Regions from separate parts of the Homo sapiens genome. Here all the other regions are linked to region 1. A link is a contact called in ENCODE Hi-C or POLR2A ChIA-PET data. All regions are on one chromosome and are shown on one strand. Each heading gives the region's core, a stretch centred on a gene start or an enhancer-like site at or near the end of the contact. The rest is flanking DNA. Distances are from core to core; before and after follow the strand shown.

The links. A loop is a pair of places that touch in the nucleus more often than their neighbours do. ChIA-PET counts read pairs that join two places held with the same protein, here RNA polymerase II (POLR2A). Pooled maps may share reads with other maps.
Region 2: a loop to region 1 is called in a pooled map, with 6 times the contacts of the local background. The contact joins the enhancer-like site here to the promoter of JUND in region 1. A Hi-C loop is called at or near these places in 1 of 37 single-sample maps with no recorded cell type and 2 of 50 pooled maps. POLR2A ChIA-PET finds 5 or more read pairs at or near these places in 2 of 52 experiments (B cell and endothelial cell of umbilical vein).
Region 3: a loop to region 1 is called in a pooled map, with 9 times the contacts of the local background. The contact joins the promoter of BST2 here to the promoter of JUND in region 1. A Hi-C loop is called at or near these places in 2 of 50 pooled maps. POLR2A ChIA-PET finds 5 or more read pairs at or near these places in 5 of 52 experiments (CD8-positive, alpha-beta T cell, Caco-2, GM12878 and 2 more).
Region 4: a map with no recorded cell type shows a loop between it and region 1 (17-fold over the local background). The contact joins the promoter of MRPL34 here to the promoter of JUND in region 1. A Hi-C loop is called at or near these places in 1 of 37 single-sample maps with no recorded cell type and 8 of 50 pooled maps. POLR2A ChIA-PET finds 5 or more read pairs at or near these places in 3 of 52 experiments (AG04450, activated CD8-positive, alpha-beta memory T cell and activated T-cell).
Region 5: POLR2A ChIA-PET joins it to region 1 with 15 read pairs in PC-3. The contact joins the promoter of ANKLE1 here to the promoter of JUND in region 1. A Hi-C loop is called at or near these places in 2 of 50 pooled maps. POLR2A ChIA-PET finds 5 or more read pairs at or near these places in 2 of 52 experiments (PC-3 and activated T-cell).
Region 6: a loop to region 1 is called in a pooled map, with 5 times the contacts of the local background. The contact joins the enhancer-like site here to the promoter of JUND in region 1. A Hi-C loop is called at or near these places in 1 of 50 pooled maps. POLR2A ChIA-PET finds 5 or more read pairs at or near these places in 3 of 52 experiments (B cell, HEK293 and T-cell).
Region 7: a loop to region 1 is called in a pooled map, with 10 times the contacts of the local background. The contact joins the promoter of RFXANK here to the promoter of JUND in region 1. A Hi-C loop is called at or near these places in 1 of 37 single-sample maps with no recorded cell type and 6 of 50 pooled maps. POLR2A ChIA-PET finds 5 or more read pairs at or near these places in 3 of 52 experiments (B cell, activated B cell and activated CD8-positive, alpha-beta memory T cell).

What each region holds. Positions count from the first base shown.
Region 1 is chr19:18,279,948-18,283,197 of GRCh38, reverse strand. It overlaps JUND (JunD proto-oncogene, AP-1 transcription factor subunit), which reads left to right and starts at 1,576. Exons shown (of 1, transcript NM_005354.6): 1 at 1,576-3,250. The coding sequence starts at 1,714. The coding sequence ends at 2,757. MIR3188 (microRNA 3188) reads right to left here and starts at 1,121; the gene lies at 1,037-1,121. It overlaps LOC124904652 (a long non-coding RNA gene), which reads right to left and starts at 1,106. Exons shown (of 2, transcript XR_007067154.1): 1 at 68-1,106. RefSeq lists silencers at 1,098-2,097, 2,678-2,987 and an enhancer at 1,591-2,442.
Region 2 is chr19:19,158,875-19,162,129 of GRCh38, reverse strand. The region is part of intron 5 of BORCS8-MEF2B (BORCS8-MEF2B readthrough); the gene reads left to right. The region is part of intron 1 of MEF2B (myocyte enhancer factor 2B); the gene reads left to right. Among named protein-coding and RNA genes, the nearest start is that of MEF2B, 9.8 kb to the left of the region's middle. RefSeq lists a silencer at 1,182-1,511 and an enhancer at 757-1,732. Within about 2 kb of position 1,558, at least 2 of the 41 ENCODE cell types and tissues checked have a DNase peak (open chromatin) inside an H3K27ac peak, as active enhancers do.
Region 3 is chr19:17,404,362-17,407,874 of GRCh38, reverse strand. BST2 (bone marrow stromal cell antigen 2) reads left to right here and starts at 2,245. Exons shown (of 5, transcript NM_004335.4): 1 at 2,245-2,584; 2 at 3,438-3,504. The coding sequence starts at 2,300. BISPR (BST2 interferon stimulated positive regulator) reads right to left here and starts at 2,189. Exons shown (of 4, transcript NR_130766.1): 1 at 2,104-2,189; 2 at 1,579-1,798. It also overlaps a transcript of MVB12A not described here. RefSeq lists enhancers at 1,234-1,283, 1,484-1,533, 1,584-1,643, 1,834-2,213, 2,284-2,343 and 2 more.
Region 4 is chr19:17,304,472-17,307,967 of GRCh38, reverse strand. It overlaps MRPL34 (mitochondrial ribosomal protein L34), which reads right to left and starts at 2,096. Exons shown (of 2, transcript NM_023937.4): 1 at 2,011-2,096; 2 at 1,125-1,802. The coding sequence starts at 2,075. The coding sequence ends at 1,589. RefSeq lists a silencer at 1,783-1,842 and an enhancer at 2,073-2,152.
Region 5 is chr19:17,280,614-17,284,208 of GRCh38, reverse strand. ANKLE1 (ankyrin repeat and LEM domain containing 1) reads right to left here and starts at 2,308. Exons shown (of 9, transcript NM_152363.6): 1 at 2,227-2,308; 2 at 2,000-2,152; 3 at 1,448-1,553; 4 at 1,207-1,345; 5 at 247-984; 6 at 1-120. The coding sequence starts at 2,288. RefSeq lists silencers at 2,297-2,386, 2,397-2,446.
Region 6 is chr19:17,368,533-17,371,657 of GRCh38, reverse strand. The region is part of intron 1 of PLVAP (plasmalemma vesicle associated protein); the gene reads left to right. Among named protein-coding and RNA genes, the nearest start is that of PLVAP, 7.2 kb to the left of the region's middle. Within about 2 kb of position 1,302, at least 6 of the 41 ENCODE cell types and tissues checked have a DNase peak (open chromatin) inside an H3K27ac peak, as active enhancers do.
Region 7 is chr19:19,190,833-19,194,095 of GRCh38, reverse strand. It overlaps RFXANK (regulatory factor X associated ankyrin containing protein), which reads right to left and starts at 1,838. Exons shown (of 10, transcript NM_003721.4): 1 at 1,542-1,838; 2 at 996-1,136; 3 at 1-157. The coding sequence starts at 149. BORCS8-MEF2B (BORCS8-MEF2B readthrough) reads left to right here and starts at 1,944. Exons shown (of 12, transcript NR_027308.2): 1 at 1,944-2,015. It overlaps BORCS8 (BLOC-1 related complex subunit 8), which reads left to right and starts at 1,944. Exons shown (of 6, transcript NM_001145784.2): 1 at 1,944-2,015. The coding sequence starts at 1,979. RefSeq lists an enhancer at 972-1,061.

The sequences.
Region 1 (3,250 bases), core at 327-2,826:
GCCTGCCTCGGCCTCCCAAAGTGCTGGGATTACAGGCATGAGCCACCACACCCAGCCCCGCATTCACCTTTAATACTGAGCATCCATTCTATGCGAGGCCCTGTCAGCAGGCTCAGCATAGGCAATGTCCCTGACCTTCAGGGACTATGGTCCACTCCATCATTCTGGCAGATTCAGAGGCTACAATAAAGGAGTAAAGTCTGAGGGTGGGGCACTTCCTGAAGACACATCTTTGCACTGGGGGAAGGGAGTACCAAGCAGAGAGCATAGCACGTGCAAAGGCCCAGAGGTACGATTAGTCCTGCAACTGGGAGGCCAAGGATCAGAGAGAGTGAGGGGAAGGAGGTCAGGGAAAGGAGGGTGTGGGCTCCATTCAGACAGAGGTGGGGAGCTGGAGGGGTGCATGCAGAGGCTGTAGGTCAGATCCAGATGTCCTAAGGATCCCTTGTGAGTATTGGTGGGGTGGGTCCATCTCTCCTCCCTCACACCCCCTTCCCAGCCAGTCTTAATAGTGGCTCATTAAGCCCTAACAGCCATGATAGTGGTAACAAGCATGTAATAATTATACCCGGCATTCCTGCCTCATCAGCCCAGCCCCTGGAGTTGGGCACCCTCGCCCAGGACATCACAGCCCTGGCAGACCTGGGGTTAAAACGTGGGCGGCGGAAGGAAGGGGCTGCGCAGGGGCCTGGACTCCCAGGTTCTAGGGTTCTAAGGGTGGACAAGAGCTCAGGCCTAGTCACAGCCCGGGCCCTGCTGTGACTCCTAGCTAACTCTCGGGGGATGGTCACTCCACCTCTCTGAGCCCAGTTTCCCATCTGTAAAGGCAGGAAGTAGGACTCCTGGTTCTAGAACGCACTCAGTGAAAATGATCAGGATCCAAGCGCTTTCAGCAACTTCTGGCGACCCTCCTCTCCCCTCCCGTCTCTTCCTGAGCAATCACACGCGGGGTGGAGGGAGGGAGGGAAGGAAGGAGGGAGGGTGAGGAACGCAGACCTCCCCACACCCCCGGCGAGCCCCCGGACACAGCCCCACCAGGCCTCCAGCCCCGTATCCGCACAAAGCCTCTCCAGAAGGCGCGCTAGGGGAGGCCCTGGCGGCACAGCAGAGCAGGAGGCGCCAAGGAGTTATTTAGCCATGCGGGACCCCATCCCCCTCCAGTCCCCGGAGGCCGGCACCGCCCCCGCCCCCGCCCCCGCCCGGCCGGGGCCCCACGCGCGGACACGGGGCGGGGCCTCGGGGCGGGCGGGCGCCTGGTGGCCCGGGCCCATCACGCCACCCGGGACGTGCCTTGGCGGAGGCGGCGCCGGGGAGATCGGTCGTACACAGCGGTCCCGGGGCGGGGTGACCCGGCCCGGGCGCGCGGCCGCCCCCATGACGTCAACCCACAAGGCAGCGCGCTGTTGTGGCGTTTACCGCGCGTCGCCGGGGCAACGGCGGCCGGGCGGGCGTCGGCGGCTTGGCCCCGCCCCTCCATGCAAATGAGCGACGTCACCCGCACCCAATGGCGAACGGGGGCGGTGAGCTCATCGCGCCGAGCCGAGGCTATAAGAGGGCGCACAAGTGGCGCGGCGCAGGAGCCGCCGCCAGTGGAGGGCCGGGCGCTGCGGCCGCGGCCGGGGCGGGCGCAGGGCCGAGCGGACGGGGGGGCGCGGGCCCCCCGGGAGGCCGCGGCCACTCCCCCCCGGGCCGGCGCGGCGGGGGAGGCGGAGGATGGAAACACCCTTCTACGGCGATGAGGCGCTGAGCGGCCTGGGCGGCGGCGCCAGTGGCAGCGGCGGCAGCTTCGCGTCCCCGGGCCGCTTGTTCCCCGGGGCGCCCCCGACGGCCGCGGCCGGCAGCATGATGAAGAAGGACGCGCTGACGCTGAGCCTGAGTGAGCAGGTGGCGGCAGCGCTCAAGCCTGCGGCCGCGCCGCCTCCTACCCCCCTGCGCGCCGACGGCGCCCCCAGCGCGGCACCCCCCGACGGCCTGCTCGCCTCTCCCGACCTGGGGCTGCTGAAGCTGGCCTCCCCCGAGCTCGAGCGCCTCATCATCCAGTCCAACGGGCTGGTCACCACCACGCCGACGAGCTCACAGTTCCTCTACCCCAAGGTGGCGGCCAGCGAGGAGCAGGAGTTCGCCGAGGGCTTCGTCAAGGCCCTGGAGGATTTACACAAGCAGAACCAGCTCGGCGCGGGCGCGGCCGCTGCCGCCGCCGCCGCCGCCGCCGGGGGGCCCTCGGGCACGGCCACGGGCTCCGCGCCCCCCGGCGAGCTGGCCCCGGCGGCGGCCGCGCCCGAAGCGCCTGTCTACGCGAACCTGAGCAGCTACGCGGGCGGCGCCGGGGGCGCGGGGGGCGCCGCGACGGTCGCCTTCGCTGCCGAACCTGTGCCCTTCCCGCCGCCGCCACCCCCAGGCGCGTTGGGGCCGCCGCGCCTGGCTGCGCTCAAGGACGAGCCACAGACGGTGCCCGACGTGCCGAGCTTCGGCGAGAGCCCGCCGTTGTCGCCCATCGACATGGACACGCAGGAGCGCATCAAGGCGGAGCGCAAGCGGCTGCGCAACCGCATCGCCGCCTCCAAGTGCCGCAAGCGCAAGCTGGAGCGCATCTCGCGCCTGGAAGAGAAAGTGAAGACCCTCAAGAGTCAGAACACGGAGCTGGCGTCCACGGCGAGCCTGCTGCGCGAGCAGGTGGCGCAGCTCAAGCAGAAAGTCCTCAGCCACGTCAACAGCGGCTGCCAGCTGCTGCCCCAGCACCAGGTGCCCGCGTACTGAGTCCGCGCGCGGGGCGCATGCGCGGCCACCCTCCCCAAGGGGCGGGCTCGCGGGGGGGTGTCGTGGGCGCCCCGGACTTGGAGAGGGTGCGGCCCTGGGGACCCCCCCTCCCCGAGTGTGCCCAGGAACTCAGAGAGGGCGCGGCCCCCGGGGATTCCCCCCCCCCGAGGGTGCCCAGGACTCGACAAGCTGGACCCCCTGCTCCCGGGGGGGCGAGCGCATGACCCCCCCGCCCTCGCGCTGCCTCTTTCCCCCGCGCGGCCGCCCCGTGTTGCACAAACCCGCGCGTCTCGGCTGCCCCTTTGTACACCGCGCCGCGGAAGGGGGCTCCGAGGGGGCGCAGCCTCAAACCCTGCCTTTCCTTTACTTTTACTTTTTTTTTTTTTTCTTTGGAAGAGAGAAGAACAGAGTGTTCGATTCTGCCCTATTTATGTTTCTACTCGGGAACAAACGTTGGTTGTGTGTGTGTGTGTTTTCTTGTGTTGGTTTTTTA
Region 2 (3,255 bases), core at 309-2,808, 880 kb before region 1:
AATAATAATAATTAAAAAGAGGAAACCCAGCCAGGTATGGTGGCCTGTAATCCCAGCACTTTGGGAGGCCGAAGTAGGCAGATCACATGAGGCCAGGAGTTCAAGACCAGCCTGGCCAACATGGTGAAACCCTGTCTGTACTAAAAATACAAACATTAGCTGGGTGTGGTAGCGCATGGCTGTAATCCCAGCTACTGGGGAGGCTGAGGCAGGAGAATCGCTTGAACCCAGGAGGCAGGGGTTGCAGGGAGCAGAGAACACGCCACTGCACTCCAGCCTGGGTGACAAAGTGAGACTCTGTCTCACAAAAAAAAAAAACAAAAAAGAAGAAAGCTAGAGTGTGGGTGGTATCACTGCAGGGATGGGGGGGCCCTACCTATGTAATGGGGGACCAGCATGGATTGGGGGGAGTCTGCATATGTTTGGAAGAGTCTGCATGCGTCTGGCGGGGGTCTCCACATTGTTCAGGGGAAAGGGGTCTGTGTGTATTTGCGGGACGGCCATGTGTTTAGGGAGATCTGTATGTGTCTGTGCATTTGGGGGATTGGCATGTGTTGGGGCATCTGGGTATGTCTGAGTGTTTTTGGGGTCTGTCTATGCAGAGGGAATAGGATGTGTTTTGGGGATGTGTGTGTTTGGAGAGCTGTGTGGGTTGGGGGGTTTGGCGTATCGTGAACTGCATGTATTTTGGGGACTTTCGCAGGAGGAATACTTGTGTATTTGGGGGATCTGTTGTTTCGGGCATCTGTGGATTTTCTGCGGCTCTGTTTGGGGGTCTCCGTGTGTGGGGAATATTTCTACCTCCCATTATGCCCATACAAGGATGGAGTGACCCCCAACCCCATCCGCCCCTGTCCCTCAGCACTCCACCAGGGACTTTTTGGGGCCCGCAATCTGAGCTGGGTTCCCCCAGGATGGAGAGGTGACCCCAAGGCCTTCTGAGAGGCATCAGGACCCATCGACCACAAATCCTCCCCGCATCTGTAAAGCACCTTACTGTGAAGCCCCTCCCCCCAGTTCAGCGAGGTGGCCCCTGCTGCCCCCTGACTTTCTGGAGGAGGAAACTGAGTTCCAGAGAAGCTCAGCAACAGGGGAGTCACTGCCCGAGCCCACCGTCTCCCCTGAGTCCCTGAGGGCAGGTGCGGGGCTCCAGGGACCGCTGTGAACTGAGCCAGGCCGCCAGGTCACCTACATGCCCCCCCACCTGGGTACCACCTCCCTAGGCCCCCGGGGAGGAGGCGGGCCCAGGGCTCTGGCTGGGGAGGGAGGGTCGCCTGCAGCTGGGGTCGGAGCCGCTGGAGCCCCCAGGAGAGGGGAGGAGGGGTCCTGGCTTTCCAAGGGGCTCTTCCTGTCGCCCATAATGAGGTACTTGGGGAGCAGGTGATGAAACCACAGCCTGGGTTGCGTGAGGCGGGGCGGCAGGCCTGATTCGCTGCAGGGGCCGGGAGCAGCGCCCCCTCCCCGCTTCACCGCCTCCCGCGGGCCCTCACCCCCACCCCCACCCAACCCACCTGCCTCTCACTTCTCCTTTCCCGGCCTGGGTTCCTCTGCCAAGCCGTGGCCTCCCTGCGGGCTCAGGGGTCTGGCGAAGTGACTCTGCAGCTCATCCCCCCAGTAAAGTCCCGCAGGGGTGCCAAGAAAGGGAACTTGACTTGTTCCTAATCTTTTCTCTTAAACCCCTCTGCAAAGCCTGTGAGGTTAGGATCCTGTGACCCATTTTATGGGGGAGGAAGCAGGTGACTGATGACAGTATTTCAAGGTGGTCTTGCAGGATGCTGTACTGACTCAGCGCCCCCAGTTCCAAGGCCCAGACCTTCTTCCTTTTGGTTTCCCAGAAGCCAGAAGAAAAGTTCAATAGAGGCCCCCGTGTGGTGGCTCACACCTGTAATCCCAGCACTTTGGGAGGCCAAAGCAGGCGGATCACTTGAGGTCAGGAGTTCGAGACCAGCCTGGCCAACATGCTGAAACCCCGCCTCTACCAAAAATATAAAAAATTAGCTGGGTGTGATGGTGTGCACCTGTAATCCCAGCTACTCGGGAGTCTGAGGCAGGACAATCGCTTAAACCTGGGAAGCAGTGGTTGCAGGGAGCCGAGATCACGCCACTGCACTCCAGCCTGGGCAACAGAGCGAGACTCCATCTCAAAAAAAAAAAAAAAAAAAGTTCAGTAGACCCCTGCTCCCTACCCTCTTCCCAGCTGGTGGGAGAAGGATTCTCACCCCCAATTAACAGGTAAGAGAACTGAGTCCTACCACGCAGAGAGGCCAGAGGGGAAGGGTCAGTGGAAGGGTGGGATTCCCTCCAGCACCCCATCTCCATTACTGGGGGGCTAAGGGGCCTCGCCAGGCTGGGGAGATGATAATCTATGGCTTGAAGGACTTCAGGGTAATGTTTGTTGATTGACTTAGTGACCACAGATACTGCCAGAAAGTTTCTGATGCTTCCGCACTCCTGAGCTCTTCTTTTGTCCTCCCAATTCCCCCTCACCCCCACATCGCTCAGGCCTGGGATCACCAGGCTCCTCTTCTATCCCAGGTCACCAGCACATCCTGCACCCTTTGGTCACCACTTCTGCCCAGGTGCCACCCCTGTCTCCATTCAAACTCTGTATTTCCCACTGGCCCAGCCTCTTCCTGTCACCTCACTCTAGCCTGAACAGACACTGCTCCCCACAGCAGCCATAAGCAGCAAGGAGCTTTTTTATTTTTAGAGACAGGGTCTTACTCTGTCACCCAGGCTGGAGTGCAGTGGCCCACTCATAGCTCACTGCAGCCTCCATCTCCTGGGCTCACGTGATCCTCCCGCCTCAGCCTCCCAAGTAGCTGGGACTACAGGCAGGCACCACCATGCCCCGCTAGATTTAATTTTTTTTTTTTTTTTTTTTTTTTAGGCCACGCACTGTGGCTCACGCCTGTAATCCCAGCACTTTGGGAGGCCGAGACTGGTGGATCACCTGAGGTCAGGAGGTCGAGACCAGTCTGGCCAACATGGTGAAACCCCATCTCTACTGAAAATACAGAAATTAGCTGGGTGTAGTGGTGTGTGCCTGTAATCCCAGCTACTCAGGAGGCTGAGGCAGGAGAATTGCTTGAACTGGGGAGGAGGAGGTTGCAGTGAGCTGAGATTGCGCCACTGCACTCCAGCCTGGGCGACAAGAGCAAAACTCTGTCTCAAAAAAAAGAAAAAAAAACTTTCGAGTCAGTCTCACAATGTTGCCCGGGCTGGAGTGCAGTGACAGGATCTCAGTTCACTGCA
Region 3 (3,513 bases), core at 996-3,495, 880 kb after region 1:
GGTAGCGAAAAGTGTCAAGGAACAACACCCACTACTTAGCAGACCGGGAAAGGGAGGCTCCTTTTCCCTGGGGGAGTTTGGAGAAGACTCTGCTCCTCCACCTCTTGTGGAGGGCCTGACATCAGTCAGGCTCGCCCGCGGTTATCTGGCAGCCTAACCGTCTCCCTGTGATGCTGTGCTTCAGTGGTCACGCTCCTAGTCCGCCTTCATGTTCCATCCTGTACACCTGGCTCTGCCTTCTAGATAGCAGTAGTCATTTAGTGAAAGTACTAAAAGTCTCTGATATGCAGAAATAATGGCATAAGCTGTCTTTCTGTCTGTCCCCTCTCTCTCTCTCTGCCTCGGCTGCCAGGCAGGGAAGGGCCCCCTGTCCAGTGGACACGTGACCCACGTGACCTTACCTATCATTGGAGATGACTCACACTCTTTACCCTGCCCCTTTTGCTTTGTATCCAATAAATAACAGCACAGCCAGACATTCGGGGCCACTACCAGTCTCCGCGCATTGCTGGTAGTGGTCCCCCGGGCCCAGCTGTCTTTTCTTTTATCTCTTCGTCTTGTGTCTTTATTTCTACACTCTCTCGTCGCCGCACACAGGGAGAGACCCACTGACCCTGTGGGGCTGGTCCCTACAGTAATTTTAAAGGGAAGAGCAACAAACTTTCGGTTTGCAGGGCTGGGACTGTTTACAGCTGCAAAATTTAGAGAGGACATCAATCTATTATTATCCACATTTTACAGCTGGGGAAATCAATGCTAAGAGAGGAAATTCATTTGCCCAGAGGTGCACCACCCTGGCCTCCAATGTGCAATTCATGCAATTGTGATTTCCGACCTGGTCCCAAACTAACCCTAAAGTTAGCAGGCCAGAACAGTGCTGCTCAAATAAGTCAGCTTAGTCAAATAAGTCAGGCAAAGGTCGTGTCTTTGCACCTGGAGTCCTGGCCAGGCTGGTAGGTCCCTCCTCCTGGGACAAGTTCACCCTCAGAATTTTCAGCAAGATCATCTCCCACAGCTTGTTAATTGGTTCTTGGTTCTAAGTGATTTTTTTGTTTATTGGTTTAAGAGATGGGATCCCACTCTATCACCCAGGCTTGAGTGCCGTGGCACAATCATAGCTCGCTGCAGCCTCAAACTCCTGGGCTCGAGTGATCCTCCTGCCTCAGCCTCCCAGCCTCAGCCTGGGACCACAGGCATGTACCACCATGCCTGGCTCTAAGTGGCTTTAATGGGGTCCTTCTGAGGGATGTTGGAGTCAGGGCCTGGGGGGAGTTCCCCAGGCCTTCTGGGAGGCCTGGGCTCTGGACTTGACCTCGCCTACTGTCTGGCCCTGCTGAAAAGAAAAAAAAACATGGAAATGGCAGACCTAACAGAATCTGGGCTGTGGTCAGGATGTGGCTGAAGAAGCCACAAGAAAAACATGCAGTCCCCTTTCAGCGGTCATGCCCAGCAGTTGGGTGCCGATAATGGGCCTGATTTCCTGTAGGAAGCCCTGGCTCTCTTGGCCACATGGACAGTGTCTGAGGCTGGCCCTGTTATTCCCCTTTGCAGATGAAGAAACAGGCTCAGAGAGTTTACCTGGTATCCTGGAGTCCCAGGAGCACTTTTTCTGGAAGTAGGAGCTTGTTTCCTGCAGGTGCCAAGACAGAGACCGACATTGTTTGTTGGCTGGGTCGGTCTCCCAGTTTTCAGCTGGCTCCAGTCTCACCTGTTGCTCACACACCCTCCATGTCTCCCATAGTCCCCTCGGTGGGGACAGAGGCACTGGATGAAGCCCTGCTCGTCACCACAGAGACACCTGAACACAAAAACCAGTCCCTGGGGTCAGACCCAGGCCCCGCCCCCAGACCCAGGCCCTGCCCTCACTCCACCACGCAACTGTGCAACCTCAGTTTCCCCAGGTGGAGACCGGACCAACAGTGATGGCCTCTGCCTCTTCAGGTCATAGTACAGATGAATACAGGCTGGCACGGCCTAGGCACTCAGTAACACACAGCAGAGGCACAGGGACTTAAGATGGAGTGTCCCAGGCAGCCACAGTTGGCTGGCACCCAGCTGGGAAGGGCCCAAGGGCTTTTAAAGCAGGGTGAAAAAAAAGCCCACCTCCTTTCTGGGAAACTGAAACTGAAAACCTAATTAATCCTCTGCCTGTAGGTGCCTCATGCAAGAGCTGCTGGTCAGAGCACTTCCTGGAACTTGCTATTGGTCAGGACGTTTCCTATGCTAATAAAGGGGTGGCCCGTAGAAGATTCCAGCACCCTCCCCTAACTCCAGGCCAGACTCTAAAGGGGAGATCTGGATGGCATCTACTTCGTATGACTATTGCAGAGTGCCCATGGAAGACGGGGATAAGCGCTGTAAGCTTCTGCTGGGGATAGGAATTCTGGTGCTCCTGATCATCGTGATTCTGGGGGTGCCCTTGATTATCTTCACCATCAAGGCCAACAGCGAGGCCTGCCGGGACGGCCTTCGGGCAGTGATGGAGTGTCGCAATGTCACCCATCTCCTGCAACAAGAGCTGACCGAGGCCCAGAAGGGCTTTCAGGATGTGGAGGCCCAGGCCGCCACCTGCAACCACACTGTGGTAAGCTCCTCAACTCCTTTGGATGGCCTAGTACTAGGCGGTGGGAGGGACAAGAATCTCTCCCCAGAAATCTGACCCAGGGTGGGTCTCCAGGGAGATGCAGGGGAGGTCCTGAAACTGCTCCTGGGCCCCCACATCAAGGGACCTAGGTTCCCCTACCAGGGTTTGTGGGCCCCTAACCCAGTCCAGGGCACTGGTGTAGGGGCAGGGTGTTAAAACTCTCCAGATCCCCCAAATCGGGGACCTCAGTATCCCCCTGGGACTTAGGTGAATTTATAAATTCTTTCCAGGGCACTGGTGTCGGGGGCCTTGAAACTCCTCGTGGGCACCAGTCCTGGGGGAGTAGAAATCCCTATTCAGGGTTGAAGGGGGACCTCACCAGACCCTGAAAAAGGGGGCTTTTGAAATTTTCACTTCATCCCTAAGAAACTGAAATATTCACCTGGGTCCTGATATGGGGGATCTTGAAACTCTCGCTGGGCATGTCACTTGGGCGGGGAAATCCCACTGCATTCTGGATTTGGTAGGGCCCTCTAACTTTTCTTGGGCCATTGCTCAGGCAATCTGGAAATGTCCACTAAACTTTGGTTATCGATAGCCTCCAAGTTTCCACGTGGGGTGGCCTCAAAACTCCCATTTTGAGGACCCACATGCTTATGGGTGGCCCTGGGAGAGTGTGTGGTTGTGGCTGTTCTTTAAGGTTGGAGACCATGGTGCAGAGAGGGTTGGAAGAAAACCTGAAAGGGGTTTGCATTTAAGCCCCTCTGTCCCCAGGACCTAGGGAGGAGGCCCAGGTCCCAGGGGCAGCAGCCAAACTCCCCAGGCCAAAACCCCAGATTCTAACTCTTCTTAGATGGCCCTAATGGCTTCCCTGGATGCAGAGAAGGCCCAAGGACAAAAGAAAGTGGAGGAGCTTGAGGGTGAGAAAG
Region 4 (3,496 bases), core at 847-3,346, 980 kb after region 1:
GCCCTCACAATCCCCCTCCCAGCCCTGACACCTCTGTGTCCAAACTGCCTTCCTGACTTCCAGGGCAAAGAATGGGCACCCAGCACACAGCAATTGCACAGTGAAGTTGCTAAGTGGAAGCTACTAAGTATTATTACTCCAACAGCAACAGAGCAGAGGAGAAACCAGCACTGCATTTTATAGGCGACAAATGCACCTCACAGTGTTAAATTCTTGCTCAAAATCAAACATCCCCAAGGGACAAGTGGAAGATTCAAACTCCTTATGGGCTGGAGTTCAAGACCAGCCTGGTCAACATGGTGAAACTCCCCTCTACTAAAAATACATAAATTAGCTGGGCGTGGTGGCATGCACCTGTAATCCCAGCTACTTGGGAGGCTGAGGCACCAGAATTGCTTGAACCCAGGAGGCAGAGGTTGCAGTAAGCAGGGATCCGACAACTGCACTCCAGCCTGGGTGACAGAGCGAGACCCTGTTTCAAAAACAAACACCCCCCCGCACACACACACAGTTTTCCACCAGTCTTCCCAGACCTATAAAATTTATGACACAGGCTGGGCATGACGGCTCACACCTGTAATCCCAGCACTTTGGGAGGCCGAGGCAGGCAGATCACCTGAGGTCAGGAGTTCGAGACCAGCCTGGCCAACATGGTTGAAACCCCGTCTCTACTAAAAATACAAAAATTAGCCGGGTGTGGTGGTGGGCGCCTATAATCCCAGCTATTCGGGAGGCTGAGGCAGGAGATTGCTTGAACCCAGGAGAGGGAGTTTGCAGTGAGCCGAGATCGTGCCACTGCACTCCAGCCTGGGGGACAGAGCGCAGTGGTTCATGCCTGTAATCCCAGCACTTTGGGAGGCAGAGGAGGGCGGATCACCTGAGGTCGGGAGCTCGAGACCAGCCTGACCAACATGGAGAAACCCCATCTCTACTAAAAATACAAAATTAGCCGGGCGTGGTGGCGCATGCCTGTAATCCCAGCTACTCGGGAGGGTGAGGCAGGAGAATCGCTTGAACCCGCAAGGCGGAGGTTTTAATGAGCCGAGATCCCCCCATTGCACTCCAACCTGGGCAACAAAAGGGAAACTGTCTCAAAAAAAAAAAAGAGTTATGACACATATAAGGCAAGTGGAACTTTGAACATTTATTACACGTTTAATAATATTTCAAAATTATTGATAATTCTTTTGGATGTGATAAGCTTTGTAATTGTCTTTTAATGAGCTCTCATCTTGGAGAGATACATTCTGAAATATTTACAGAAGAAATAATCCGATGCCTGAGATCAGCTTCAAAAGAACTCAGGATGGGGCAGGGACGGGTTGTAGGTAGTCGGTAGTCAGGGTACTGGGTACACGGATGTTCTTTGTACTGTTCTTTGGTCTGTTGCGCAGGTTCGAAATGCTTCCTAATTAAAAAGCCTAAAAAGGGACTTGGCAAGCTCCCATCCAGACTTCAACCCCACAATATGGAGAGCACTCAGGTCCGAGGCGTTCCTGCTCCCCAGCTCCCTGCAAAAATAGCGCCAGGCAAGGTCCGAGGCGAGGGCGATGCTTCCATGAGGGTCCCGCCGACTGCGTCGCGATCCTCAATGGCTCAGCGACTTGCGGCCCTTGAGCATTCGGCGAAGGATGACCTGCACGCCGGCCGGCGTGCTCAGGCGCCGGACCCAGCCGTGCTTGTTCTTGCGTTTGATGTTGCTCGGCTGATACTCATTCCCGCGAGCCTTGCCCCGGGCCTGCTGCGGGGTGGGGAGGCCCCAGGCGTCTGGGAACCCCAGCCAGGCCCGGGGCTGGAGCCACCTGCGTGGGTAGAGGGACGGCGAGAAAGGTCAGACGGGGCGCTGGGTGACCTTGGCGCTCAACCTCTCTGAGCCTCGGCTCCCGGAGACAGAGCCTGGCTGCAAAATGCGCAAGGCACTGGCAGGTCACGCGGGCAGTGAAGAGTGGCGCCAGCCTCCGAAGCCGCCCTTATTCCCTGATTTGGGGAAGGGTCCCCCTGAGGACTTACCTGCCACCCAGCAACGCTGCCGACCTACTCGTGGGGCCCAACAGGGATCCAGCCAAGACAGCCATATCCGCAGTGGGTCCCGCAGTACCGGCTGCGGGCGATTCCGGAGCCCAGAGCCGCTCCAGCCCTGGAACAAAGGATTATGGGAAATGTAGTTTCTCCTAACGTGCAAAAAAGAGGCCGTTGGGGAAAACCCTGAAGTTGTAGTTCTGCGCCTGCGCAACAGAGGCGCGCCAGTCTATATCCGCGGGGCACAGGGATGCTCTGCATACACACCAACAGGTAGCCGGCGAACGGCGCCTTCTGAGCAAGCGCGTGCGCACAAGGCATTATCTCCCGCGGTCAGCTGGCAGCTGAGCTGTAGTTCTCTCTCCTATTGACCGGCAGAGGGTGCCCCGCGGTGGCCGGGCGCAGCTGGTGGCAGCTGCAGGAAGCGGCTGGTTGGTCTTCCCGCCCCCAGCGGGAGCTGGGCAGATGGCACACAGCTGGCTGGCAGCTTGTCCTGGCTGCAGCCAAGTCTCCGCCTCTTGGCAGGAAGCCGAGGAGGCCTGAGTTCAAGCTCGCTGCGTGTCCTTGGGGTGGTCCCTGCGCCACTCTGGGCTTTCTCAATCTGTAAACTCAGGGATTGCAAGCTTGTCTTTGGCAATCTTGCCCCCATTTTGGGCCCTAGAAGAATTCTCCTCTGTTGTTAGAACCAAAAAAAAAAAAAAAAAAAAGGAAGAAAAATTTTCTGATACTCAGATCTGAACCCCTCCCCTACTCACACACTATCCTTGGCTCCCCATTTCCCCAGGTAAAACCTGCTCAGCCCTTCCATCAGGCATGCAAAACCCTCTACACACACCATCTTACATTTCAGCCACACTCTCCTCTCTGCCTGGTGTTCCCCTATCCGCCCTTTAAAAATCCTTTCCTCTCCAAGGGCTGAGTGAGGTGTGGCTCATGCCTGTAATTCCAGCATTTTGGGAGGCTGAGGAGGGAGGATCCCTTGGGGCCAGGAGTTTGAGACCAGCCTGGGGACATGGTAGCAACCACCTATAGTCTCAAGTACTTGAAGGTGAGGTGGGAGGATTCCCTGAACCCAGGAGATCCAGGCTGTAGTGAGCAATGATAGCGCCAATGCACTGCAGCCTGGGCAACGGAGTGAGATCCTTTCTCAAAAAAAAAAGGAGTCGTCTTCTCTCAACCGCTGTCCATTCTTCTGGCCCGACTGCTTTCCCTTGACTCTCCCCCAAGTTCAAGGGCTCCTCAAGGGCCAGGGGCCTGGGGCTGTATCCCTACAAGTGCCAGCTTGGGGTTCATGCAGAGAGGTGTTTGCTAAATGAATAAACTGTATAGTCTCCCAGAAGTGCCCTTAGTGGGCAAGAGTAGGTGTCTGGACGGAATCCAGCTCTGGCAGCAAATTCCAGGGGATGTGAGTGGCCAAGCAGCAAGGAGCATTTAACCCCTCGTCCTCCGAAGCCCATCCTACCTGTAGCATCGTTTA
Region 5 (3,595 bases), core at 1,059-3,558, 1.0 Mb after region 1:
TGGCAGGATCTGGCTGCTCAAACTGCTGGGCCAGCGCGTCTTCATCTGCCTGGACATCTGGAATACAGCCCGTCCGCAGGGCTGCAGCCAGTTCTAGGCTGTGCCCTGAAAACTCTGGGCCTGGAAGTCAAGGGAGATGGAGGAAGGGATGATTCTGAGATGGGGAGGAAAGTGGGGCTGAGAGCTGGGGTTCTCCGGGAGATTCCTGGAGGCTCCCTGGACTCCATGTGCCCTGGGAAGACTAACCAGGAGCAATCTGGGCTTCTTCCAGCTGCTGGTGGTACAACTGCCTGGTGAAGGGTGTGATGGGGTGAGGATTCTCACCAAGTGCTCGGAGTCCCTTCAGCAACTCCAAGTCAGACACAGTGGAGACTGGCAGGTGCCGGCAAGGGCCGACAGGTTCCCTGCCACCTGTAGAGCTTGCCTCATCCTCTGTCAGCCAGAGCGTGGCCATGTCACTATCAATGGATGTCTGGTGCTCCCACAGGCAGTGGCAGTCAGAAGCTCCAGGGGTTGGTGTCCGTGGGGGGCTATGAGCTGGACTCCTGTCCAGGAGAGGCATGGAGGAAGGGGAGGACTGGAAGCCAGCAGCATTTGGTGGGGTCAGAGTCAGGGCCTGCAGACGGGCATTCAGTTCTGCCTCCGTGCCCTGAGACCTAGGTACCCTCTGGTTGGCATGGACAACATGCAGAAGTCCCTGCCTGGTCGGTGGCAATGACCCAGCCCAGGGGGGAGTGTCCGAGGCTGGGTCCTCAGCTCCAGAGACCTCAACCGCTGTGACGAAAGAGGCGTCTGAGCTGTAATCCCAGTGCCCTGGAGGGGACGCCGAGCTCCCATGTTTGTCCACAGTTTCAAGGGGAACAGGGAGGCTGGGGGGTCCTGGGTCAGCCTCCAAGCCAATGTCCCTGTTGTCACCTCTGCATGGCTGCTTTTGGAGTGCTATGGAGTCCAGCGTCTCATCGGTAGGTCCAGAGAGGCCTGGGGCTGCAGGTGAGAGTGGGGGCCAGAGAGGAGAGGAGGAGGGATGAGACAGCGATGAGAATAGGATCAAACAGAAAAAGGAGATCAGAGTGTCTGAGGCCGAAAGAGCTGGCCACAAATAGTGGATGTGAGACGGTCAGAACCAATGGGTGGGGTGGGGAAGACCCTGGATGTCAGGGACTGGTCCAGAAGTCAAGCCCCAGCAGCCCTGCAGGCCCTACTCACTGCCAGGTGCAGGCTCGGGCTCCTGAGTCTCTGCCCCGATCCGGGTCCGGGTCCTGGTCCGCGTGTCGAGATCCTGCAGGACTCGCGCGCACTCCAGGTGTCCCTGCTGCAGGGCCAGGTCCAGCGGCCGGAGTCCGTCCTACAGGGGCGCGGTCAGCAGGGGGCGCCCGAGGCCCTCTTACCTTCCTTCCCTCCCTCTGGGCTCACCCAGCCTTTCTTTGCCCGCGCAGTGCCTCCCAACCTGGTCGCGCAGCGCCGGGTCCGCTCCTTGGCTCAGCAGCAGCTCCAGGCCGCGGCGGCAGCCCCACGCGGCGGCCACATGCAGCGGCGTCAGTGCCTCGACAGATCTGGGGCGGCAGCGCAAGAGGGGTCATTGCGGACTCAGCCTCCCGGCAGGAACCCCGATCTCCGCTCTGGGGACCTGGAGCCTTCGTTCTCGGCCTCCCGGATCTCCGCCGTCCACCCTGGTACACTGCCCTTGGAACCTAGATGCTATGACCTCAGGCCAGGACCCAAACCTCTGCCGTCTGACCCTGGTGCCTCCACTCCAATATCCGAACCCTTGATCCCCACTTTGGTCCTAGCGCAGCCCCATTCCACGCCCTCGGTCTGGGACCCCAGCGCCTCCCTCGAGCCCTAGCCCCTGCCCTTGGACCCCCAAGTTCCCTCCCCAAGATCCCCTAAACCCCACCCTCGAGCCCCGAGGCCTGGCCCGGGATGATGGGGCGCCCCTTCCCGGATTCCCAGACTTCGGCTTGGGGAGACCCCGCCCCGGACCCAGGCTCTATCTTACCGAGCGTTGGGGTCCCCGCCTTGGCGCAGTAGGGCCCCGAGGCAACGCAGGCCGCGCGGGTGCCGGGCTCCGGCCGCCAAGTGCACAGCCGCTGCGCCGTCCTCTAGCACCAAATTAGGGTCCGCGCCGCAGCGCAGCAGCTCCTCTACTGCCCTGCAAACACCGCGGTCAGAGTGGACCCCGGCCAAAGACCCCCACTCCTGGCCCGCCCCCGGCCCCGCCCTCACCACGGCTCCTCCTCCCGCAGCGCATCCCGCAACCTGCGAGCCAGGCGGGCCTCCGAGCACATGCCCTGGCTGGGTCCGAAGCGCACCGCCTGGTCGGTCGATTTCCTACTTCCCGCGGGGGGCTTGTGGGCATGCGCCGCTCCTCCCCTCGGCTCGGGGGGCCCCTCTCCAGGGCCGAGCAGGGTTCCCAGCCAGGCTGCCCCGCGCCGCACGGGGGTCCACATCGGGGTTCGAGAGCTTTAGTGTCCTCAGGGGCCCTTGACACCCGGAGGCGCTCAAGCAGGGTCTGGGACCGCCGATAAGAGCCCGGGTGGGAGGATGCCACCGGGTGTGCCACTATCTCATTTAAAAACGGGAAACGCGAAGGCACCCGGCTCGAGTGGGTGGAGCTACGATTAAGAAAGTCCGGGGTGCCCCAGGTCATTAAGTCTCAGGGAATCTTCTTCAAGGGTGGCCTCTGGCAGGGAGCACGGCCTTATGAGAGGCTTAGGCCGGGCACGGTGGCTCACACCTGTAATCCCAGCACTTCGGGAGGCCCAGGCAGGAGGGTTGCTTGAGCTCTGGGGTTCGAGACCAGCCTGGGCAACTTGGATAAACCCAGTCCCTACAAAAAAATACAAAAAACTAGCCGGGCGTGGGTGGCTTGCACCTGTGGTCCCAGCTACTTGGGAGGCTGAGTTGGTAGAATCTCTTGAGCCCGGAAGTTCGAGGATGCAGTGAGCCATGATCACACCACTGCACTCCAGCCTGGGCAACAGAGCAAAACTCTGTCTCAGAAAATAAATAAATACATAAAATAGAGGCTTCAATTTCCAACCCCCAGGCCGAGGGCCCAGCTCACGCCTTTAAGCACAGTGCTTTGGGAGGCTGAGGAGAGAAGATCGTTTGAGCCTACTAGTTTGTTGTTGCTTTTCTTTTCTTTTAGTGAGTGCAGGAGTTTGAGACCAGCCTGGGCAACGGAGTGAGGCCCTATTTTTTTTTTTTTTTTTTTTTTTTTTTTTGAGCCGGATCTTACCCTGTCGCCCAGGCTGGAGTGCAGTGGCGCAATCTGGGCTCACTGCAACATTTGCCTCCCAGGTTCAAGCTATTCTGCCTCGGCCTCCCAAGTAGCTGGGATTACAGGCATGTGCCACCACTCTCGGCTAATTTTTGTATTTTTAGTAGAGATGGGGTTTCACCATGTTGTCCAGGCTGGTCTTGAGCTCCTGATCTCAGGTGATCCGCCCGCCTCGGCCTCCCAAAGTGCTAGGATTACAGGCGGAGACCTTGTCTTTGTTTTATTTATTTATTTATTTTTGAGACGGAGTTTTGCTCTTGTTGCCCAGGCTGGAGTGCAGTGGTGTGATCTCAGCTCACTGCAACCTCCTCC
Region 6 (3,125 bases), core at 53-2,552, 910 kb after region 1:
TTAGCCAGGAGTGGTGGCACGTGCCTGTAATCCCAGCTACTTGAGAGACTGAGGTGGGAGGATTGCCCGAGCCTGGGGAGGCTGAGGCTGCAGTGAGCTGTGATCACACCACCACACTCCAGCCTGGGTGGCAGAGTGAGACCATGTCTCAAAAAAAATAAAATTAAATTAAAATAAAAATAGCTGGCCGGGCGTGGCAGCTCACGTCTGTAATTCCAGCACTTTGGGAAGTCAAGGCAGGAGACTGAGGCCAGTGGATCACTTGAGGTCAGGAGTTCGAAACCACCTGGCTAACATGGTGCAACCCCGTCTCTACTAAAATACAAAAATTAGCTGGTCATGGTGGTGCACCCCTGTATTCCCAGCTACTTGGGAGGCTGAGGCATGAGAATCACTTGAACCCAGGAAGTAGAGGTTGCAGTGAGCTGAGATCACACCGCTGCACTCTAGCCTGGGCCACAGAGCGAGACTCCATCTCAATAATAATAATAATAATAAATAATTTTTAAAAACAGCTTTATTGATATATAATTCATGTATTTTACAATCCACCTATTTAAAGTGTACAATTTGATGTTTTTGTTTGTTTGTTTGTTTGTTTTGAGATGGAGTCTCGCTCTGTCGCCCAGGCTGGAGTGCAGTGGCGCGATCTCAGCTCATTGCAAGCTCTGCCTCCCAGGTTCACGCCATTCTCCTGCCTCAGCCTCCCGAGTAGCTGGGACTACAGGCGCCCGCCACCACGCCTGGCTAATTTTTTGTATTTTTAGTAGAGATGGGGTTTCACCGTGTTAGCCAGGATGGTCTAGATCTCCTGACCTCGTGATCCGCCCGCCTCGGCCTCCCAAAGTGCTGAGATTACAGGCGTGAGCCACCGCGCCCAGCCAATTTGATGATTTTTTTGTAAATTCACAGAGTTGTACATTGATCACCACGATCCATTTTAGAACATTATTTTAGAACATTTTCACCTTCCCAAAAGAAAACCCACGTCCCCATCAGCAGTCACTTCCCATTCCCCTCCCCCAATCCCTGACAGCCACCAACCTGCTTCCTGTCTCTATGGATTTGCCTGTTCTGGGCATTTCATGTCAGTGGAATCTCACATTCTGTGGCCTTTTGTGTCCGGCTTCTCTCACTTAGGCATCATGTTTTTGGGGTTCACACACACTGCAACATGGATCAGTGCTTCCTTCCTTTTTATGGCTGAATCATGTTCTATGTATGGAAGGAACACATTTTGTGCGTTAATTCATCTGCTGACAGGCATTTGGGTTCTTTCCACCTTTGGCTACTGTGAATCGAGCGGCTGTGGACATTCCTGGCAAGTTGATGTGAGGATGTGTTTCCATTGCTCTGGGTATATGCTGAGAAGTAGAGTTTCTGGGTCACGTGGTAACTATGTTTAACATTTTGAGGAACTGCCAGACTTTCCCAAAGCCGTTGCAACATTGTACATTCTCACTAGTACTGTCTGAGAATTCTGATTTCCCCACATCCTCATCAACACCTGTTACTGTTCATTTTGGGGGTTTATGGGTTTTTAAAATAGCCACCCTCGTGGGTGTGTAGTGGTATCTCACTGTGGTCCTGATTTGCATTTCCGTAATGGCTAATGATTTTGAATATCTTTCTTTTTTTTTTTTTTTTTTTTTTTTTAGACAGACTCTCGCTCTGTCACCCAGGCTGGAGTGCAATGGTGTGATCGTGGCTCACTGCAACCTCCATCTCCCGGGTTCAAGCAATTCTTCTGCCTCAGCCTCCCAAGTAGCTGGGATTACAGGCACCTGCCACCAGGCCTGGCTAATTTTTTTGTATTTTTAGTAGAGATGGGGTTTCACCATGTTGGCCAGGCTGGTCTCGAATGCCCAACCTCAGGTGATCCACCTGTCTTGGCCTCCCAAAGTGCTGGGATTATAGGTGTGAGCCACCGCGCCCAGCCGATTTTGAATGTCTTTTGATATGCTCTTTGGCCATTTGCATATCTTATTTAATTTAATTTTAATTTTTCTTTTTTTTTTTTTTGGACATAGAGTCTCACTCTGTTCCCCAGGTTGGAGTGTGGTGGCACAATCTCATCTCACTGCAACCTCCGCCTCCCGGATTCAAGCGAGTCTCCTGGCTCAGACTCCCAAATAGCTGGGACTACAAGCATGCGCTTCCATGCCTGGCTAATTTTTGTATTTTTAGCAAAGATGGGGTTTCGCCATGTTGGCCAGGCTGGTGGTGGGCAGATCACTTGAGGTTAGGAGTTCGAGACCAGCCTGGCCAACATGGCGAAACCCTGTCTCTACTAAAAATACAAAAATTAGCCAGGTATGGTGGTGCACACCTGTAATCCCAGCTACTCGAGAGGCTGAGGCTGGGGAATCACTTGAACCCGGGAGACGGAGGTTACAGTGAGCCGAGATCGTGCCACTGCACTCCAGGCTGGGTGACAGAGCAAAAAACCCTGTCTCAAAAACAACAACAAAAAAAAAAACAAAAAAAGGTTTTTTTTAAAGACTGTTGTTTGCCTCATGAGATGGTGTTAGCATTTGTATTAATTTGCTAGGGCTTCCATGACAAGGTATTACAGACTGGGTGGTACCAAGATCAAAGTGTTAGCGGGGTTGGTTCCTTCTGAGGCTGTGAGGGAAGGATCTGTTCCAGGTTTTTGTTTGTTTGTTTGTTTTTTTGAGACGGAGTCTCGCTCTGTCACCCAGGCTGGACTGGAGTGCAGAGACGCGATCTCGGCTCACTGCAACCTCCGCCTCCCCGAGTTCAAGCAATTCTCTGCCTCAGCCTCCCCAGTAGCTGAGATTACGGGTGCCCACCAACATGCCCTGCTAATTTTTTTGTATTTTTAGTAGAGATGGGATTTCACCATCTTGGCCAGGTTGCTCTTGAACTCTTGACCTCGTGATCCACCCGCCTTGGCCTCCCAGAGTGCTGGGATTACAGGCGTGAGCCACCATAGCCGGCCTGTTCCAGGTCTTTCTACTTGGCTTGCAGGTGGCATCTTCTTCCTGTGTCTGCTCTTGGTCTTCCTTCTGTCCGTGTCTCTGTGTCCAAATCTCTTCTCTTTATAAGGACATCAGTCATGTTGGATTAGGACCCACCCTAAGGACCTCACCTTAACTTAATTA
Region 7 (3,263 bases), core at 589-3,088, 910 kb before region 1:
ACAGGCTCAGGGGTGCAGGGAAAGAGACTGAGGACCACAGTGTCTGAGCCATCTGCAGCCTCCTCTCCGGGGTCTTCAGGGTCCCCAAGTTCTGAGGCAGGGGTCTGCTGGGTCTGGATGAGGTCTTCTGCAGGCTGGGTAAGCTCCATGGGGAAAGCTGGCGGAGGTGTCAGAAGGGGAGAGATGACAATAATTATCAACAGTTATAATAAAGTAGGCACCGACTGCATACCTAGCCTTGCACTGTGAGGGTGGGTAAACTGAGGTCCAGGTTAATTACCAGAGCCAGGGAAATGAAAACCAGAGTCCAACTGCTTTCGAGGTCTACCATTCCCCACCACCAAAGCACCTACAATGTGCAATGTTTAAGAGCCTGGGCTCTGGCAGGGCACAGTGGCTCACGGCTGTAATCCCAGCACTTTGGGAGGCCGAGGAGGGTGGATCATGAGGTCAGGAGTTCGAGACCAGGCTGGCCACCATGGTGAAACCCCATCTGTACTAAAAATACAAAAATTAGCCAAGCGCGGTGGCGGGCGCCTGTGATCCCAGCTACTCGGGAGGCTGAGGCAGAATTGCTTGAACTCGGGAGGTGGAGGTTGCGGTGAGCAGAGATCGCACCACTGCACTGTAGCTGGGGCGACAGAGCAAGACTCTGTCTCAAAAAAAAAAAAAAAAAAAAAAAAGAAAGGAAAAAAAAGCCGGGGCTCTGGGGTCAGCTGTCTGGGTTCGAATCCCTCAATTTATAGGCCGTGAGAACTTGGGCACGTGACTTAACCTTTGAGCCTCAGTTTCCTCCACGACAAAATGTGGAAATGAGACCTACAACGAATTATGTCTGTACATAGCTTATCGGGGGATCTGCTAAGCGTGGAGCTCAATAAATATTCGCTATGGTTGTTGGGAGGGGCTCCCCATAATGAGTGACGGCTCAACAAAGGTGCGATTGGTCCCAGTCCCACCCGAGCCTCCTAAATCGATCCAGGAGGTCCACTCACCTCCCCACGAGCCTCCTCTGTCCCCCCGCGCCGAAAGCCCAGTTCTCTCAAAACTTGGGGGCCCAAGTCACAAACTTTTCTCTTCCAATGGATATAGCAGGAGGCAAACTGGAGACCGGACCCTCAGCGATCTGGCTTCCTCTGCCGGGACAGAAAGCAACTTGATACTCGACCGCTACCCCCACCCCAGAGCTCCCCCACTGCGCTTGCGCACCCCCGCCCCCCAAAAGTGAGGAAGGGCCCGGGCAGTAAGTGCTGCCTCTGGCCCTTTAAGACTTAGGGGAGGGCGTGGGTTCCGCTGGGGTCCTGGGAGGGCAGTTGCGCCTGCGCCTTCTTTTCCCCTCCTCACCGACTCGGAGGGAATGGGCGGGGCCTAAAGGGCTCTGAGAATTTCACTACGCCTGCGCCCGCTCACCTTTACCCTGCCCACAGATTTTTCCAGAGGGAGCCAATTGGCTCCGGCTTCGGGTAGATGGGCGGGGCTATCTCAAGAAGAAGAAGTAGGGGAAGTACGCGGGGCGTCTGGAACTTAAAGGGGCAGCGTACCTTGGCCGTCCCGTTCCACAACAAGGTCCCTTCTGCGGTCTCAAAGGCTTATAAGCAAGGGCGGGGGCAGAGGGCTAAAGAAGGGAGTTTTTGCGGCCCGAGTGGGTAATGCGTGGAGGACTCCCCCAACTCGTCTCTCAAGGAAAAGGGGGTTCAGAAAGGGAGAGAGTTCTTCCCCCTCTCCTGCCTGGGTGTCGCTCCACCAGCCTCCTGGCCGTCGCGCCCCCTCCTCACTGCGCCACCCCCGGGTGTGCCTCCTTCCCTGCGTCTCACACAGCCCCTTTCTTGTCCGCAAAGACTGAGGAGCGGGGAGGGCGGGCCCTCTGACACCGGAACAGGAGCCGTGCGGCGTCCGGTTTCAGCAGGGAAGGCTTAGGCGGGCGTCCCAACCTCCGGGCTTCCGGTGCCGTTTCCCGGTTCGCTCGGCCGCGGTCGCTATGGAGGAGCCGGAGATGCAGCTCAAGGGGAAGAAAGGTGGTGCGGGCCTGCGGGCGGGACAGAGGGGGCCGGTAACTTGTGGAGGGGCGGCCTGACAAAGGCCGGGCGCGGAGGGACCGTGCGAGGAGCAGTGATTGAACTGCCGTCCAATCCCAGCTCTGCCGCTGACTAGTTTTGAAACCTGTAGAAAGGCTCCGTGTCTGCTTTAATTACCGGTCCCCCCAGGATTGTTTCAAGAATTCAGTAGCTGAGGCTGGGAGTGGTGGCTTTGTAATCCCAGCACTTTGGGAGGCCTAGGCGGGAGGATCGCTTGAGCCCGAGACCAGCCTAGGTGACATAGTGAGATCTCGTCTCTAAAAAAATACAAAAATTAGCCGGGCGTGGTGGCGCACGCCTGTGGTCCCAGCTACTTGGGCGGCTAAGGTGGGAGGATTGCTTGAGCCCGGGAGGTCAAGGCTGCACTGCAGTGGGCTACGGTCGTGCCACTGCACCCCCAGCCTGGGTGACAAGTGAGACCCTGTCTAAAAAAAAAAAACTCAACAACCTGATATTTGTAATGCATTGGAAGAATCCCCGGGGCGTAGTAATCGCTGTGCGTCTTGTTTCCTTTTTTTTTTTTTTTTTTGAGACAAGGTATCACACTGTCGCCCAGGCTGGGGTGCGGTGGCGCGATCATGGCTCACTGTAGCCTCGATCTCTCTGGCGCGGGCGATCCTCTTGCCTCAGCTTCTCCAGTAGCTGGGACTACAAGTGCACACCACCACATCAGGCTAATTCTTTAATTTTTTTTTTTTTTGACGGAGTCTCGCTCTGTCACCCAGGCTGGAGTGCCGTGGGGGGATCTCAGCTCACTGCAACCTCAGCCCCCTGAGTAGCTAGGATTACAGGCACACACCCCCATGCCCAGCTAATTTTTTTGTATTTTTAGTAGAGACGGGGTTTCACCTTGTTGCTCAGGCTAGTCTCGAACTCCTGACCTCGAGTGATCCACCCACCTTGGCCTCCCAAAGTGCTGGGATTACAGGTGTGAACCACTGCACCCAGCTAATCCCCTATACTTTAAATCACCCTAGATTACTCACATCTAGAATACATAATACAGGCCTACACATCACTTCATTCACATGGATTCAAAGAAGTGCTTCGTGTAGGGCAGATTGAAGTTTTGCTTTTTGAAACTTTGTGGAATTTTTTTTTTCCTATTTTCCATCCACGGTTGGTTGAATCCACAGATTCGGGAACCATGGATAACGGAGGGCATGAGTATGAGGCATGAGCCACCGT